Regions from separate parts of the Homo sapiens genome. Here region 1 is linked to region 2. Evidence: chromatin contacts called from ENCODE Hi-C or POLR2A ChIA-PET data. All regions are on one chromosome and are shown on one strand. Each heading gives the region's core, a stretch centred on a gene start or an enhancer-like site at or near the end of the contact. The rest is flanking DNA. Distances are from core to core; before and after follow the strand shown.

What was found. Hi-C counts contacts between places; a loop is a spot of excess contacts on that map. ChIA-PET counts read pairs that join two places held with the same protein, here RNA polymerase II (POLR2A). Pooled maps may share reads with other maps.
Region 1: a loop to region 2 is called in a map of heart left ventricle, with 2.3 times the contacts of the local background. The contact joins two enhancer-like sites. A Hi-C loop is called at or near these places in 2 of 168 maps with a recorded cell type or tissue (heart left ventricle and heart right ventricle) and 5 of 50 pooled maps. POLR2A ChIA-PET finds 5 or more read pairs at or near these places in 1 of 52 experiments (Caco-2).

The regions. Positions count from the first base shown.
Region 1 is chr6:150,686,177-150,689,235 of GRCh38, reverse strand. The region is part of intron 2 of PLEKHG1 (pleckstrin homology and RhoGEF domain containing G1); the gene reads right to left. Among named protein-coding and RNA genes, the nearest start is that of PLEKHG1, 88 kb to the right of the region's middle. Within about 2 kb of position 1,480, at least 8 of the 41 ENCODE cell types and tissues checked have a DNase peak (open chromatin) inside an H3K27ac peak, as active enhancers do; they include heart right ventricle, where a contact is called at or near this core.
Region 2 is chr6:150,451,435-150,454,467 of GRCh38, reverse strand. No RefSeq gene overlaps it. Among named protein-coding and RNA genes, the nearest start is that of IYD, 84 kb to the right of the region's middle. Within about 2 kb of position 1,471, at least 6 of the 41 ENCODE cell types and tissues checked have a DNase peak (open chromatin) inside an H3K27ac peak, as active enhancers do; they include heart right ventricle, where a contact is called at or near this core.

The DNA.
Region 1 (3,059 bases), core at 231-2,730, 230 kb before region 2:
CATTAGTCATAAAATGAAATGAACTTCTGATATGGATGGGTCTTGAACATACTATACTGAGTGAAATAAGTCAAACAGAAAAGGACAAATATTAGATAATTCCACTCATACAAAATGTCTAGTAAATTCCCAGAGGAGAATGGGCAAATTCATAGAGACAGAAAACAGATTAGAAGTTATCAAAGACAGGACAAGAGGAGAACAGAGTTACTGCTTAATGGTTACAGAATTTTTGTTTGGGGTGATAAAAAGTTATAAAAATACTGGTGATGGTTGCATAACATTGTGAATACAACTAATGCCACTGAATTGCACATTTAAAATGGTTAAAATGGCAAATTTTATGTTATGTATATTTTACCACAGCTTAAAAAGTAAATAATGTAATATACCAAAAACCATTGAATTGTACACTTTAAATGGTAAATTGTGTGGCACCTGAATTATATCTCAAGACACTGTTTTTTAAAAAATCTCTTACATGTTAGCATAGTTTTTACTATGTTTTTACTTTGTTACCTTGCAAAGCTCTGAATATTGTTACAGAAATTTGTCAAATTTATCAGGAGAGTATGAGATAAGAGAGAAAATGTTAGATTAAATGGTTGGGCTTGGTGGCTTATGGCTGTAATCCCAAAGAGAGAAGGCCTCTTTGGGAGGCCAACGCAGGTGGATCACCTGAGGTCAGGAGTTCAAGACTAGCCTGGCCAATATGGTGAAGCCCTGTTTCTACTAAAAAATACAAAAATTAGCCAAGCATGGTGGAGCATGCCTGTAATCTCAGCTACTCAGGAGGCTGAGGTATGAGAATCACTTGAACCCGGGAGGCGGAGGTTGCGGTGAGCCAAGATCACGCCACTACACTCCAGCCTGGGTGACAGAGTGAGACTCCTTCTCAAAAAATAAAATAAAAAAAAAAACAAAGGAAGAAAATGTAAGATTAAGAGTCTGGGACATGTGATTCCAGGCCTGCTTTGCCACTTTATTGACTGTGCTGCCTGAAGCTCAGTAATCAACTTCCCTGAGCTCTGTTTTCTCATCTGAGAAGCAAAGGAGCAAAATCAGATGATTAATTTTTTAAATACTGTGATTCGCACTTCTTACGGAATGCCTAGGTTTTACAAATAATCACTCATCCTTTGGCAGTTAAGAACATAGAACAGCCTTGTCTCGTTTGGATACCTGGTTAAATGACAAATTTACTATTTTGCAGTGAATACTTATCAGGCTATTTTCAAAAGAGTTTCTTGGCTGGACTCTTCTTGAATATAGCCAGCCTGAAAAGTATGGCTGGAAACCACTGTCCAAACAAAACAGATGATAACATTTGTTTTTTATACCTCTTAAAAGTAGATTAGCTATAGATCAGAGCATGCCGCTGCCTAAAAAAATGTCTGGTATATATTTGCTTTCAATACATATTTGTTGAAATGCAAGAACACTCGTGTTTACTCCCTAGGAGACTCTCAGGGCGTGGGGTCAGATGAGAGCATGGAGGGGCAGCAGGCCAGCTCTGAGAGCCCCTGGGAGTCTATGACTTCTATGCTCAGACTTGCTTCCTCAGCTGGCACTGTGTTCCTCCCATGGGTCCATCGTCGGCAAGACCAAAGAGCTCCCTTCTAGTAAGTACCATTAAGGAGTCCAAGGTCCAGACAGAAGAGAACGAGGTCAGGTATTTCCAAAGTATTTCATTCTAATGAAAATTTATTTCAGAAAAAGGCCATAATAACCCTTTGAACTAAGTTAACAAGAAAGCTATATTTTTGTCACTAGTTCTATTGTTGCCTCAAAACGATAGTAACAAAACAGAAAATAAAAAGAATTACTGAGAAAACCCAGAAATTAAGTACTCTCCACATCTCCCATTCCAGACATAATAAAGTGATGCAATTTAGACTAAAATTTGCCAAAAGCCAGTATACCTTTTTCATCCTACTAGGCAAACACAAATACCACAGAACAAGAATTCCATCTTAAAGTAAAAGCTCTGGAAAAAAAGAAGGTAGTAATAATCTTTTACTATGTGACTACTGAAGGTATTACGTGACTACTGAAGTCTTTGATTAGGAAAGGAAAATAGACCTCCCACAAGTAAAATTAGTCACAATTTATGATAACCTGAGGAAAAAAACAGATTCTGGATTTGTCAATTCCATTTGAAGGTGGAGAAAAGCTTATAAGCTCATGATCACCCTCTGAACCCTTTACAAAGGGCCACACAATCACATCAAGGTGTCAAACATACCCTGAATTGCAATTCCATCTTGGCTCGGTCGGATAAGAAGTTTTGACTCAGCCCTTTGAGGAGAGCTTCGATTCCTCCATCCTCTGACCAAAGCCCCCACCATAGCTGCTGGCAGCATGCTCCCCAGGTCGCCGTGGTCCTGCCTTGGTGGGTGGGGGGCCCGGTCAGGCTGTCACCGCAGGAGAATCATGTCCTCCTTGCAGGTGCTACACCCAAGGCTGACAGGTCCGGGCAGTTCCTCCCGCCCTCATCTCCCGCCCACATTCTCATCCTTCTTGCGTTATCAGACCTCCCTCGGGAGGCCCAGGGAAAGAAAGCTTGGGAGGTGAGACAAGAGAAAAACAGACAACAGGAAACATAAAAATGAAGAATAGGAATAAAGTCAATCAACAGAAGAGAAAGGCCAATATCATAAAAGCACAGTCTCCTTTATATGAGTGATCATTCTCGATGCTTCATTTTTTACTTAAAGTCTAATTTTTCAACAAGCAAAAATGACCACGTGTGGGAGGGCTGAGGCGGGGCATGTACCTGCATACCTATTTCTCTTTTCTCAGACTATTTTCCTTGCTAAATTGGAAGAGCTTTCAGGCATTGTTTTTCCAAAGAGAACCATCTTCTACATAAACAGAATTTGTTTACAATATAAGAAAAGTATTTCTAATGTTTGGAGTGTTCACAGAATTATACTGGCATTTGAGAATGACGAAAGTTGGTTAAGAGATTTAATAAAAATCCGAATCAAGTAAACTCTCAAAGACTTTTAAAAGATGAATCGAATCCAATGACCTAATTAGCTCTCCTGTGGAGCCCA
Region 2 (3,033 bases), core at 222-2,721:
GGTTTTCCAGGTGAGGTTTAAGTTATACCACGAATCCTCAACTGCTGTGAGGTAAGAACATTTAATTTTTATTTTTTCTTGGAGTCTTGTGCATCCAGGTTGGACGAGGAGAGAAGGAGAGGCTGGCAGGAACTCTTTTTCTGGATCAGGTTGTCTGTAGCCCCAAGACTGAGTGCACACGTTTCCATCAAGCCAGGCAGAAGGGCCACCAGGTGACCGCAGCAGCCAACCCCAAGGGGTCTCTGGCAGAGCTTTGGGCTTCTCTGCAGATGTCGAGGTTGGATTTATTCTTCCTGCCCTCCTACCGAGCATGTCTTGGGGATTAGTGGGAAACTGACTGTAAAGATCTTTTGCTTCCTTTTTGCATATAGCTATGTAATCTGACTTCAGGTGAAAATTTATGTCTAAGTGGTAAATGTTTTTGAGAACCCAGTGAGGATTGTGAATCCCTTTGCCAGTTTCATGATGGAGGGAGTTAACATGGATCATAAAAGGGCTGAAAGAGTGTCTGAGGTTACCTCTACCTTGTATCACCATACGAAGTAGCCAACAACTCCATGAGATAAGTTTTTCTCCAGCAGCATCATTGGAGCTTGCAGCACAAGTTGGAAAAGATGGGGAAAACCCACTTTTCTCTTATATGAAAATGACTTCTCCCAATCCTGTTTTGTCTCAGCATACAATATATATGGTTGTTAATTTACTACCCACAGCATCATGGACTCATCCTCTTCCCTGAATCGCTTGTAAATATTTTCTCAAACTGAGTGTATTTTCCAATGTTTATCCAGGTATCTGCATATCCAACTCTTCATTGTCCCTGGTGCAGGTTAACCATGCTCTGCAGGGTACCTCTTTATCCCCTCAGCCTGTCCCAGGCCTCCTGCCAGTGTCCACAGTGCTGTGCGTTGGGTGTCTAATTCCACCTCCCCCTGAGAGGTAGGTGGCCAGCCACCCCTAGGAGAAGCTGACACCAAGGGTGGCCATATGGGGGGAAGGAAGAGGTTGGTGCTGGTTACCTCCCACCTTGGACTATGTTCATTTCTCTTTTCCTTACTGCAGGTCACTGACATGTGAACACATGCTCCTAACAAGTTGACCCCAGTCTTGCTGAAATTGCCTAGACTGTATTATTTTCTTCCCCATACTTGACATAGAGCATAAGCTGAGAGGTACATAATACATGCCATAATTTATGACGGTGCTTAGGTAAAGCCATGCAAACTCGTCTATCATTGCCAGGTTCATTTCCAGTGGTGTTCATTGAAGGTAAGTTGACTCATTTATACAAAACAATTCCCTCATTTCCCTTTGAGCAATTGTCAAGTGTGCTTGACGCAGGCCAAGTGACCTTCAAATGCGGAGTGGGGTTTGGCCTGGAATGTCAGTGTGCATTTGGCAGCATGAATTGCTCCAAAGAATCCTGATTTCTTATGCATGAACTGCTGACCCCAGCACTGGGGCCTGGAGAGCGGGACGGGAAGGAAGGTGAACTCCTGCTGATTCAGGGGCCCTCCCAGCAGCCTTTCCACGGTGTCAGCAGTATTCACATCACTTTCCTCTCCTCCCTCTTCCGCCCCACCGTAAGTCCTGTCCCTGGAAGCACTTTTCAGTTGCCAGGAATCATGAACATTAGGAAACAATCCAAAAAAACGGGGTGTCTACTTTATATTCTGTGGCCCACACGGTCACACATGGGCCTGGTTTTAACACCGGGTCATAGGTGTGGAAACAGCCTGGCCTAGAGGAAGGAACACTGAACCAGTGAGAGAGGCCTTCAGTGACTCCAGGACCAAGCAAGTGTGTGGCCTGGAGGCTGGCCTTTCTAAGAGGCCTGTCTCGGTGGAAACGGAGGAATGTTCTACTGCTGGCTTTCCAGAGCGCTCCTCTAGCCCCACTACTTGGAGCGATGCTTCCCGGTGTTGAAGCTGCAGATCTAAGGACCATGTTTCTTCAAACACAACCAGGCCTCTAGGGCAAGATCGTTTCCAGGAGATGTAATGAAATATGAAGGAAAACGCCCAGCAGGCAACATGCCTGCCTGCTGAGGATCACAGGAAACAGCCTTACTACCAATCTACCAATACTGGGCCCTGAGCTGGAGAAACAGCTCCTTTTTTCATTTCAAAATATCACTAATGTTCCATGGTGCAGGACATATTTCAAATGCCTCAATTGGAAAAAACAGGCTCCAAAGGCATCACGGTGTGCCTGTGGCTCTTGTCTGTGCTAGGCAGCAGCACAAGGGCCTGCTCATTAGCTCACTGATGACAGGTTTATCCGCAACTGTATATCAAGCAATGAGAAAGTCAGCTGTGCGAGCAAACGTCCCTCAGTCATATTGCACAAAGCCTTCGTAAAGGGATAGAGTGCTGAAAGCCTCCTAACTCCTCTCTAGCTGAACATCTTTTCCCCTCCGCTACCTCTGAACCTCTCATCCTTCCAACTCAGCTCAAGAACGCAGAAGCTGTTTGCCGACCCCTTCTGCTAGTGTCCTGTCCTTGGTAATTCAAAGACGCCCCCGGGATGGCCCACAAAGAGCCCTGTGTGCATGCACACGCGCCACTGTCACTGATAAGGCCACTGGGTGGTGAGCGGTTCTTTTCACACTTCACATCCAGAGGCTTTTCCTGTGATTTGTGTGTGAAGCACCTGTTTGCATGGTCCGTCCACCCTTATCTGAGATTCTGCCTCTTAGGCACCAGGGCAGGTTGAAGCCTTTTTCACCCACTTACAAAGCAACAGCTTATTCCTGAGAAGTGTGTCAAGCTGGTATGTCCACTGTGCTCCCCAGACTCACCAATAAGATCACTGACTTAATTGTTTTCTGCCCCTTACTTTTAGAAGAAAGAAGTTAGGCAATCTAAAGGAGTCAAACTGATAATGTTGCTTTTGAAAAAAAGTAAACAAATAATAAAACATCTCCCAGAGTGTATGGGGTCCAAAACACATTTAACCCAGTTTCTCACACTTTCCATATGAACATTTACTCAATAATCCTACGTGATGTTTAGAATGAATAATTACTGTGGG